Linked DNA regions of Homo sapiens: all the other regions are linked to region 2. The links are chromatin contacts, found by Hi-C or POLR2A ChIA-PET in ENCODE. All regions are on one chromosome and are shown on one strand. The core of a region is the stretch at or near the end of the contact, and the rest is flanking DNA. Distances in the headings are between cores, read along the strand shown.

The links. A loop is a pair of places that touch in the nucleus more often than their neighbours do. ChIA-PET counts read pairs that join two places held with the same protein, here RNA polymerase II (POLR2A). Pooled maps may share reads with other maps.
Region 1: a loop to region 2 is called in a map with no recorded cell type, with 2.2 times the contacts of the local background. The contact joins two enhancer-like sites. A Hi-C loop is called at or near these places in 1 of 37 single-sample maps with no recorded cell type and 3 of 50 pooled maps. POLR2A ChIA-PET finds 5 or more read pairs at or near these places in 1 of 52 experiments (MCF 10A).
Region 3: a pooled map shows a loop between it and region 2 (3-fold over the local background). The contact joins the promoter of FCRL4 here to the enhancer-like site in region 2. A Hi-C loop is called at or near these places in 2 of 37 single-sample maps with no recorded cell type and 4 of 50 pooled maps. POLR2A ChIA-PET finds 5 or more read pairs at or near these places in 1 of 52 experiments (H1).

Annotation. Positions count from the first base shown.
Region 1 is chr1:157,564,210-157,568,036 of GRCh38, forward strand. No RefSeq gene overlaps it. Among named protein-coding and RNA genes, the nearest start is that of FCRL5, 14 kb to the left of the region's middle. Within about 2 kb of position 2,387, at least 3 of the 41 ENCODE cell types and tissues checked have a DNase peak (open chromatin) inside an H3K27ac peak, as active enhancers do.
Region 2 is chr1:157,239,100-157,242,999 of GRCh38, forward strand. The region is part of intron 2 of LOC105371456 (a long non-coding RNA gene); the gene reads right to left. Among named protein-coding and RNA genes, the nearest start is that of LINC02772, 34 kb to the right of the region's middle. Within about 2 kb of position 1,897, at least 6 of the 41 ENCODE cell types and tissues checked have a DNase peak (open chromatin) inside an H3K27ac peak, as active enhancers do.
Region 3 is chr1:157,595,477-157,599,408 of GRCh38, forward strand. FCRL4 (Fc receptor like 4) reads right to left here and starts at 2,609. Exons shown (of 12, transcript NM_031282.3): 1 at 2,438-2,609; 2 at 852-872. The coding sequence starts at 2,468.

The DNA of each region.
Region 1 (3,827 bases), core at 1,137-3,636, 330 kb after region 2:
GTTACATTGCATTCTTGCTGCTAATTTTGCAACTATATTCAAAAGGAATATTTGGTCAGATTAAATTGGCCCCTTGACTTTGTCCCTGAATGCTGGCCATCCTCTTTTTGTGTGCTGTGGCTTTGCTTACTTGAACAGGGTTCTAGGAACAAAAGCTCTGCAGCCTTCAAACTCTTTGCTAGTTCTCCAGTATGTGCCCATTCCCACACCTAAATCAACCCGTGGATACTTCCTGTTATTTTGTTTGTATTGACTTTTTTCTTCCTTTTTAATAGCTACCTGCTAATATTTAGGAAAAAGAATAATTGAAACAGGGAGGTATCATTAGATTTGTTAAGCAAATCTCCTCCCATCTTAGGATACATGCTGGGCCTGCCAAGGTGACTCTCATCTAAAATCTCTGCACAAAGACTCTTCTCTTCTTTGTGGCTCTTCTCCCACTCAGCTGTCTCAATACAGCATTGGCCTTGTTTATTCAGACGCTGATCCTTGGCAATGGAGAAAGCTTGTTATATGGAAAGAACATAGGTTTTGGGCTGGGCATGTTGGCCCATGCCTGTAATCCTAGCACTTTGGGAGGTTGAGGTGGGTGGATTGCCTGAGCCCAGGAGTTCAAGATCAGCCTGGGCAATATGGCAAAAACCCATCCCTACAAAAAGTAAAAAAATAAAAAATTAGCCAGGTGTGGTGGCATGTGCCTGTAGTTCCAGCTACTTGGGAGGCTGAGCTGGGAGGATCTCTTGAGCTCAGGAAGTGGAAGTTGCAGTGAGCCGATATTGTGCCACTGCACTCCAGCCTGGGTGACAGAGTGAGACCCCGTCTCAAAAATAAATACATAAATAATAAATACGAGTATAGGTTTTGGAATTGGACAGACGTGAAACTGAATCTTAGCTCTGTCACTGTCTGTGTGACTGGGAAAATTTTTGCAAAATTCTGACCCCAGTTTTTTCGTTTATAAAGCAGGTGTTGGTTATACTTGCCTTATAGTTGTCGTCAGGATTAAATGAGATGTTTGTAAAGTATATTACAAGCACATAGCAGAAGCTGCATAAATAGCAGTTATAAAGTGTATCAGCCTACCACCCTGAACTCTTGCCTTAGTTCTTCTTTCCAGTCACACAATTACTATTTCATCAAGGCTGTTCTTAGTCCAGGGCTTTCAGGCTCAGTAGCCTCCTAAGCCCAGCACAGTCATGGTCAGAAATTCCAATGACAGGTTGAAATAGTTGCAAATAATTTATTAAAAGAGAGTAAGAACTTGTTTGGGGCCTGTTTAATTCTAGAAGATCAATTCCCTATTGGAGAGCCCTCCTACCAGCCTCTTGTGACTTGATGAAAATATCCAACCACAGGTGGCTTCCTTGGATATGTCCGGTGTGGTCACACAGGGCCCAGCACTCAGAAGGGCCCTGAGCTTGGTTTAATGCTTTGTTGTTGCCATCTTGAAACTTGTAATAGTTCTATCTTCGAACTTGTGTTTGGTACATGAAGTCTAATTGGATAAGAGTCTGTGCATGAGCTGAGGAGATACTTGCAATATGCATGTCCACATTTGCAATATCACATGATCCCAGTATTTCTAGTGTACCCACAATGAGTGGGACTTCAGTGAGATGCAAAGCAAGTACAAGGTAAGTGTATGACATCAATGACCGACAACCCTAAGAAGACATCACTTTCCATTTGATCCAGATCTTGCTTCTCATATAGAAAGAAGGCAGTGGTGTTTCTAAGAAACAAACAGCCAAGGAACTCTATCTATTGTATCTTTCTTATGTTACGTCCCTATATTAGCTAATCACTTTCATTGAAAGGATTCATCCCATTCCATTCAAAGAATGAAAGGGAAAGATAGGGCAACCTGGAGTTGTTTTACCTTTCACTCCTTCCATTCTCATCAATAAACCAAAGGTAGAAAGTGTTGTTAGAATGTGCACATATCAAGAAATAAAATAAAAAGAATTGTGTATTTTTTTGAATTATGTAGCATTTCCACTGTTCCGATAAGAACAAAATGCCTGCGTGTATAAGCTACGAAGTAAGTATTGTCTAATTTTAATAATCCTGCATACTACTTAAATGCTTTTATAGTGCAAAATATAAAGATGAACAGTAAAAATTCACACTGATAATTTAAAATGTCATTTTTTTTCTTCTTTTAGAATGACATTAAATAGCAAATAAAAAGCATCTCATGACAAGTTAAGGGAGAGACCATGGAATAAAGGAAAAAGTGCCTTTAATGGCACCTTTTTTCTTGCTTTTTGAACAAGGGCCTTGCATTTTCTTTTTGCGCTCAGCCCCACAAATCATGTAGCCAGTTTTGCATGTAACTCTGTTCTCTTTTCTGCAGTCCCTGGGCAACTGCCAGGGGATGACTTTGGCTTTTTTAAGAGATAATAGAATAGATGTGTTCTCAGAGAAGGAAGGCCCTATGCAGATGAACTTCCTTCCTTTTGTAATGAAAAACCTCATTATTAAACCAGAAAATAGAAGCCAACTGGTTTGAGGCTTTCCCCTTGTCCCCTCAGCTTATGTAAATACTTGAGGTGTTATTTTTCCATGGCTCTGGGAAGTCCGATGACCCAACATACTTTTGCATAAACATAAATGATATATTTATCTTGAGGTTCCTCTTTCTGCAAGTTTAGAACTAACATTTGGGTGGGGGCTGTGGGTTTCTTTTTTTTTTTTTTGAGATGGAGTCTCACTCCGTCGCCCAGTCCAGAGTGCAGTGGCACAATCTGGGCTCACTGCAAGCTCTGCCTCCTGGGTTCAAGCCATTCTCCTACCCCAGCCTCCTGAGTAGCTGGGACTACAGGTGCCTGCCACCACGCCAGCTAATTTTTTGTATTTTTAGTAGAGATGGGGTTTCACCATGTTAGCCAGAATTGTCTCGATCTCCTGACCTCGTGATCCGCGCACCTTGGCCTCCCAAAGTGCTGAGATTACAAGCATGAGCCACCGCGCCTAGCCTGGGTGGGGGCTGTTTTTAAATCTTATCTCAAGTTCATGTCGGCTTTGGAGATTTCATTAAACACGACAAGCGAGAATTTGGGATGAAGCTGATGTGCACTGAAAGCTGATGGTGTGCACACGGGAATCATAGATTATATGGCACTGGTCACAGAGATTACATAGGTCAACTTTCCACCTTGACTCAAGAATAAAGGCAAGAAATTGTCAAAGGCAATTTTTTGTTTTTAGTTAAGACACAAAGTGATATTCTGGGAGAAAGAAAGCCAATATGAGTCTCAAAGTTTCTAGAAATTGTTTTGGGAAAAGATTTGGAAAATTAAATCATGGGGCATAAAATGCAATATTAATAGAAAAAGAATGAAACTTCAATATGACCAAGGAGCTTTTAGATTATGCTGCAGTCTCTCTCCACAGCACATCATTCCCCTGGTTGTCCAAGCCAAATTCCTGGGAGTCAGCCTAGACTGTCTCCTTCACCTCCAGTCAATCACTACTTTTACTGTTTCCTACAAAACAAATTTTGCACCCCTCTGCTCTAGCACATCTGTTGCTCTGGCCCTCTTTTTCTAACCTACGTGATAGTCACAGCAACCAACCACCCTCCCTACCACCAGCCAGTCTCTCCTACCCTAAAGTGATTTTTTTACACAACCACCAGGAGAATCTATCTGAAGCACAAACCTGGATATGTTGCTTGATTAAGCACTTCAGTGGCTTTCAGTTGTTATAAGATGAAGCTCCTGATTATGGCACCAAGGCCTGCTAGGGTCTCACCCTCTCTGGACTGACATGATTTTCCAGTAAAGAGAATTTTATTCTGCAAATATACTAAATTGCTTGTAATT
Region 2 (3,900 bases), core at 647-3,146:
GTGCTCTCCTTACCCTTTGCAACTGAGCACACACAGTGTGTTTAGGGAGTTACATGCATGCACGTCTGAGGCTTTCTTCCTTTTTTTGGTAGATTGTACCTGGGATATCATCCTGCCCTCATTTTTTCTCTTCACAAGCATGCCCAGGAAGTTGCTTCTCCCTGGGGCCTGCATTCAATGAACAGTTTGAATGTTAACAGGTGTGGACCATCAGGAGATTGTCTCTCCCTGGCTACCGAATTATCATTTTTAGAGAGACAGTGTGATAATTGTGGAATCATCACCTGACATTCCTAGCTGGTCAGAGGAGAGCCCTCTCCTGCCTGCTCATGCCTCTCTAACTACCTGTAACAGCACCACGAAGTTATGGAAGTAAACTCTTACCAAAGGACTTGTGGTTGGTGTGTGTGAAAGTGCACGTGATATGCCTGAGAAAGGAAAAAACAAAAAACAAAAAACTTTTATCTGAGGAATGCCAGTCCTTTTAAAGTATCAGGCACAGAGAAACATTAAAATAAGACAGCATTCATGCCCTTCTCTCCCCCTTGAGCTATGTATTCATCTCTTGAAACTGCTTGTTATTGGGACAAGTAGCTATAAATTAACCTAACTATGCCACACCAGACACTATAACTCATACCTTACAGCTAAACAGTGTATAACCAATCACTGATCAATGTTACTTCTGTAAACCAAGCAGAATTCCTGACAAGCAACTTTGTATCAGCCCATCCTTGTCCCCTGCTTTGCCTTTAAAAAGCTGCTTGTAACAAAGGGTGAACAGAGCACACGTCTAAGGTTACTTGGGTCTGAGTCTTCCAGGCAACTGTCCTCACTTTGGCTCAAGTAAAGGCTTTCAATAATATGTTGTGCCTCTGCCTCCTCTTTTTAGGTTGACATGCCTCAGCACAGAATGGAAGGGATGCTGAAAAACTGATTAGTCTTCTGGAGTTTTTTTTTTTTTGTCAGTTCCTGGTCTTTTGCCAGTGTGGAGTGTATATTGGGGTTGACTCTCTCTTCCTGTTTCCAGACTGTGCTACATTGCCAGTTCCTTCTCTCCATGCTGTTCCTTCCTACTATCACAGAATGGTTTCCATTTCAAACAGTTCCCCAAAAAAGAGACCTCTCAGGAGAGGTGCAGTGACATGTGTGGGACTGGCCCCATAACACTTGAGGGTGACCAATGGGTGAGCTGCTCAGAGTTTGCTCCAATAGAAAAAGTTTGTGGCCAGGATGCACAAATGGCCTGTGGAAGATATTTACCTATTAGTAGGCAGGATAGGATGGAAATTAAGCCAGTATTAAACGTTATTTCTTCTAAGATGTTGCAGAGCAGTTTGGGGGAGAGCACAGACTGGACTCCAGGTGACCTACATGAAGTCACACAGTGAGATGGGCTAGCAGCTGTGAGACTGCAGGGTGAGCCTCAAGCTTGTCCTTAGAAGCCAGATCCTGCCCCTTGACTAGCTGTGTGACCTTTTACACATTGCATAACCTCTCTGTGTCTCAAGCCGCATATCCCTAAAATGAGTTTGTAAGTAGTGGTCTGAGTGTGTGGGAGTGGAGCTAAGCCTCCAGGACGATAGACTGTAGGACTTTGGATACTGGTTCCCAGCAAAAGATAAATGCCAATATTTGCATTGGGTATGGGGGGAGTGAACACTTCCCACAAAGGCCTTTGTTCTTTTGCCCACAGCTTGTTACTTAGGCAACTGACAATTGAAGTTTGTGGAAAACCAGAAAGGAAATTAATCATTAATTGGGGTAGGGACAAAGGAAAACCACTAAAAACAGGAGGGGCCTAGCTGAGCCTTGCTATAAGAGTATGACTTTTGTGCCTGACCATAGGCTGACACTGGTGACCAGGGCTACCTGGGGCAGAGCTGTGAACACAGGGAAGCTGGCAAGCAGGGGGAGGTGTGTGCGAGAACACCAACGGGCTGCGTGCGGAGAGGGGCTCTTCAGTGCAGTGCCAGGAACACTACAGAGTGAGGTTCTTTCCACATTTATTCTACAGTTACCTACTGAGTATACACTGCAGGTGCTGGAATAAGCTGAAAGAGCTTTCTTTAAAATCGTGGGCTGTCACAACAGAACTAACTAGCCAGAGGTCAAACAAGAATTAACTTGTGTAAGCCAAAAATAAAATTCTAAACCACCAAATGACTAAATAGACCCCCACCCCCCAGCCAAGGGGATTCCAAAAAAACCTGAAAAACTAGCTTAGGCCATGATAGGAAGTGGGGGGTCAGATATGCCTCATTGTACTCCTCTCCATTGAGAATTCAGGCACAACTAGCCAGCATTAACATTAAAACAGATCTTAAGAGTGACAAAACTGACTCTTTGTAGCAATAAGAAACATCACAAAATGACGGACAGCAGGCCCTGAAAGAAAAATAGCTTACCCTGAAATATATTTCTTTGACGTAGTTTGAAATGGCCCTGCAATGCTGTTCCTTGTGGGGCAAATTTACATTCTGTAGAGAACCCCCTTCCCTTTCCAGGTGCTTTGCTGATCCTGAAGACATTAGCTGAGAGTCTAGCACCTTTTGAACGTCTGAATAGGAAACATTTGCCATCTATTGCCTCTAAGGGTGGCCACCTATGAGACTTCCTCAACATAATAAGAACCTTGGTCTCCAAAACCCCTTTTCTTTTTTTTTTTTAATTTTATTATTACTATACTTGAAGTTTTAGGGTACATGTGCACAACGTGCAGGTTTGTTACATATGTATACATGTGCCTTGTTGGTGTGCTGCACCCATTAACTCGTCATTTAGCATTAGGTATATCTCTTAATGCTATCCCTCCTTCCTCCCCCTACCCAACAGCAGTCCCCGGTGTGTGATGTTCCCCTTCCTGTGTCCATGTGTTCTCATTGTTCAATTCCCACCTATGAGTGAGAACATGTGGTGTTTGGTTTTTTGTCCTTGCCATAGTTTGCTGAGAATGATGGTTTCCAGTTTCATCCATGTCCCTACAAAGGACATGAACTCATCATTTTTTATGGCTGTATAGTATTCCATGGTGTATATGTGCCACATTTTCTTAATCCAGTCTATTGTTTTTGGACATTTGGGTTGGTTCCAAGTCTTTGCTATTGTGAATAGTGCCGCAATAAACATACGTGTGCATGTGTCTTTATAACAGCATGATTTATAATCCTTTGGGTATATACCCAGTAATGGGATGGCTGGGTCAAATGGTATTTCTAGTTCCAGATTCCTGAGGAATCGCCACACTGACTTCCACAATGGTTGAACTAGTTGACAGTCCCACCAACAGTGTAAAAGTGTTCCTATTTCTCCACATCCTCTCCAGCACCTGTTGTTTCCTGACTTTTTAATGATCGCCATTCTAACTGGTGTGAGATGGTATCTCATTGTGGTTTTGATTTGCATTTCTCTGATGGCCAGTGATGAGCATTTTTTCATGTGTTTTTTGGCTGCATAAATGTCTTCTTTTGAGAAGTGTGTTCATATCCTTCGCCCACTTTTTAATGGGGTTGTTTGTTTTTTTCTTGTAAATTTGTTTGAGTTCATTGTAGATTCTGGATATTAGCCCTTTGTCAGATGAGTAGGTTGCAAAAATTTTCTCCCATTCTGTAGGTTGCCTGTTCACTCTGATGGTAGTTTCTTTTGCTGTGCAGAAGCTCTTTAGTTTAATTAGATCCCATTTGTCAATTTTGGCTTTTGTTGCCATTGCTTTTGGTGTTTTAGACATGAAGTCCTTGCCCATGCCTATGTCCTGAATGGTATTGCCTAGGTTTTCTTCTAGGGTTTTTATGGTTTTAGGTCTGACATTTAAGTCTTTAATCCATCTTGAATTAGTTTTTGTATAACGTGTAAGGAAGGGGTCCAGTTTCAGCTTTCTACATGTGGCTAGCCAGTTTTCCC
Region 3 (3,932 bases), core at 1,359-3,858, 360 kb after region 2:
AAGGGACATAACTTTTCATGGCCTTCGTGTGTTTGAGACTGAGTTGATGGGCTCTGAGGTTAACCACATCCCTAGCTGCAGTTAATTCAAGGCACTTTTTGTATTTCATTTCCCCATTCTAGAACCATTAGCAAAGTCTGCCAAGTTATAATCTTGTCTCAGGAAGGGTGTGTGGGAAATAGTCTGTGTCCAAGGCACCGAGGAGGGGAAGAACAGCAGAGTTAGGAGCTGCAAGAGACAGTGCACCTCAAGGGGGCCAAGGCCCTTGCTGGCTCCAGCAGCTCCTAGGGTGCTCTATAGGAATGGCCAAAACACCTGTGAGGCAGCTGCCTATAGAGGATGGGACTTTTTGCTGACCAGTAGGATAGATGGAGACTCAGAGTCATCATAATTTGAGCTATTAACAGAGAAGTGTGTCTCCATGGGATGCAGAAGTTGGGGATAAATTTGTTACACATGGTTAGTGGAAAAGCTGCTGGAGCCCCAGCCTCCCCCTCTGAAGTATTGGCTTATTTCTACCCTTTTCCTCTTGGGATGCTATGCATTCCATCAGGCTTGGCTAGAATCCCACATCAGGCGGGGTGACAGCTCCTCTTCCTGTGGACGCTGTGACACATATCCCAGGCCCTGCCATGTTTAGCCAGCACAATGGCAGTTTTGGTTTAAGAGAGTCACCCCCAAATAGCCTGGTTCTTAGGGTCAGAGTCACCACACGAGCTGATGTCTCTACATCCCTGCAGCACTCAGGAAAAGGATGAAATGGACAACAGGGACTCTTGTAAGTATTTGAGATAAAATATAGTTATTAGGGTATCTAGAGACATAAAGGAGCAAAGAAAATAAGGACTTACCAGATTGTCCACAGACTGGAGCTGAAAGAGAGTAAAGAGCCAGCCATCAGCGTAGGCGAAGAGTCCCGAACTATTCACCCTGAGAGCCCATACACTCATATGCTACTTCCAACCAAGAGGAAGAGAAACACGTTCCATTCCATCCATCCCAGGGAAGCGGGGAAACACAGTGGCCAGACGCTCAGGCTGTGGACTCAGACAGTCTGGTTTGAATTTTAGCTGTATGACCCAGGGCAAACCACATGAACTTTCAAGTCTCAGTTTTCTCATTTGAAAAATGAGGCTCATGAAAGCGACCTCATAGTAATACTGTAATGAGTTAGATCAGTAAGGTTTCAATTAATGGCTGCTGTCATTAATTTTTTAGTATGGGGCTGCTGCTGATTCCTCTTCTCTTGACTCAGAACACTTATTATCATAGCTAATTTGGAACTCAAAATGAGACAGACAGTAGAGGGTAGTAGTTAAAAGCCTAGTTTCCAAAGTTAGATTATGGGTTCGAATCCTGACTCTGCCACTGTACTAGCTGCATAAACCTCAGGGACAAGACCAACATCTTTGTGCCTTCATTTCCTCATTTGTAAATGGGAGTTATAAAAGTTCCACCTGATCAAATGTTAGAGAATTGGATACATTTATACATGGGGTGCCCTTAGAAAAGTGGGATGTAGCCAGGGCTTAGCACAAATTAACTGACATCCTCACACATTATCCTGTAACTATTTGTGTAATATTTTTCTCATATTGTCGAGTCAGATGTTCTTGCATGTGTACGTTGAGGTTCTATTGAGAATGTCACCTCTTGAGGGCAGAATCTGTGTCCTTCAGGTCTCTGCATCCTCTGTGGTGCCCAGCAGTGTGGCATGCCAAGTATACCCATCCACTCACTCCTTAGTTCCTATCATGTGCCAATCACACTAATAGGTCTTCCCTTAGTTGGGGTCTGGGGATCAGGTGGGAACTAGACAAATACGCTTAATAAATATTTAATGAACAAAAGACTGACTGTTCTTTAATTCCCTAGTTTGAGCAACTAGGAAATCCGTGCCTCATTTGGACAAACACTGACAAGTGGTACAAAAGCAGGAAGAAAAAAATCAAAGGGAAATCATCTTATCTCTTCTCTTCTCATGCTCTTTGCAAACATCAGAACAGGTTTGAACTTAGAATACAGAGAAGGAAATAACTATTCTCAGCAGGTGATCCTTTCTACCTGAGTTCACAATCAGGACTTTATCCTTCACAAATAACTCAGTCCATCTTTTCCTCTGGGTCCTCATGCTCTGTGACGTAGGGACTGAACCTAGCCATAGGTTTCTTTTTGCATAAACAAAATAAGTCCATTTGGGGGTAAAATGATTTTCCATAGGCAATTCATAGCAAAAATAGATGAGAAATACATCTTTGGAAATCAATTATTATCATTTTCCCCTTCTACCAGTAAATCATTATCTTTCCTTTTTGTTCATTTTCTGCTGTTCTAAAATGGGAGTAAAAATCCATGATTGCAGCAGCAGAAAAGAGGGCTTTTGCTCATGGTGAGGCTCAGCTTTGCAGCAAGCAAAGGTCTCCTCCCCATCACTTACCAAAGGCCAGCAAGGACGCCCACAGCAGCATGGAAGCCTGCTCCAGGATTGGAGAAGGAGTTCTGAGGAGACAAGCCAGGTCAGCCCAGATTGCCAAAGCAGCACTTGCCTACACCAGCACCAGCAGTGAGCTCAGTAAGCTTCTTCTCTGCATAAAGCTGATTGAGATAATGAAGTGAAAGGGGGAAGTAGAGGAATCTTTCTGAAAACACCAAACAGCAATGTGGACCAGTGTGAGAGAATCCAGACCACAAAAATCAAAATTTAATAGAATTAAGTACTGCTGTGACATCCTGGGGTGAATCACTTCTCAAGGCTAAAGCTACTCTAGTTTCAGAACTCTCTAGGCTCTGTCTTTCAAGGAAATCACAACCTATTCTCTCTGCTACTAGAGATGAGGTGAGATTGCAGGCCTATTGAAATCCACATAATCTAAGGATGTCCCTGAATATCCCCAGAGATGAAGAATTTCTCATTCAACACAGAAAAGGCCTCCTCTGACCGCTGATACCTCTACTGGAACACCTCCAGCAGGCCGTCTGTAGACCTGATGAAACATCTCAATCACAAGACAACTCTCACCTTGTCTGATATATATGAAAATATCCTGACTCATCAGTCCAGGGGGAAACCACAACTTTTGATCTGAGTAGAAGGCAAGCTGAGGAGTAAATTATAGCCCCATCATGCTCTTCCTAGATAATAGGCCATAACATTTTTACTTAATGTCCTAGAATCCAAAATTTGCTACAGGAATGTCTTGGCAAATATATATTGATTGAAATACATATGCCTGGTATCTGGTGGCAGAGAGAAGAAGTTGTGATTTCCTTGAAAGACAAGAGGCTAGAGAGTTCTGAAAATATGATGGCTTTAGCCTTGAGAAGCGATTCACGTCAGGAAGTCAGAGTGGGTATTTAAATAATTCTATTAAATTTTGATTTTTGCCATTTGGATTCTTTCACACTGGGCAACATGCTGTTTGGTGTTTTGAGAAACACCTAATGCTCTCCCTACCCATAACAAACCTGCACACTCTGCTCATGTATCCCAGAACTTAAAAAAAAAATTAAGAAAAAAATGGAAAAATCCGTAGTGACGTTTTTTGGTACGTATAATATTTTGGTATGTATAACTCTTTAAAACTTTTTTATGCTATTATCTTGTGTATATGTATGTGTATATATATATATATATATATATATATATATATATATATATATAAAATGTTAATGGCAAAAAAAAAGAAACACCATGGTGCTTCAGGTATGGTGCCAGGTGCTGGAAGTACAGTGTTAATCAAGACTTGGAAAGCTTTCATTCTGGTGGAGAAGACAGCAAGTCAACAGGAAATTACATAGAAGTGAATTGTATGTAATTTCTGAGAGTCCACTAAGAGGGAAATCTGACCCAGTTCTGGGGATGCATAAGAGGCTTCCCTGAGGAAGTAACATCCAAGCTGAAAGAATATCATTCTAGGACTGAGAGATGAGCA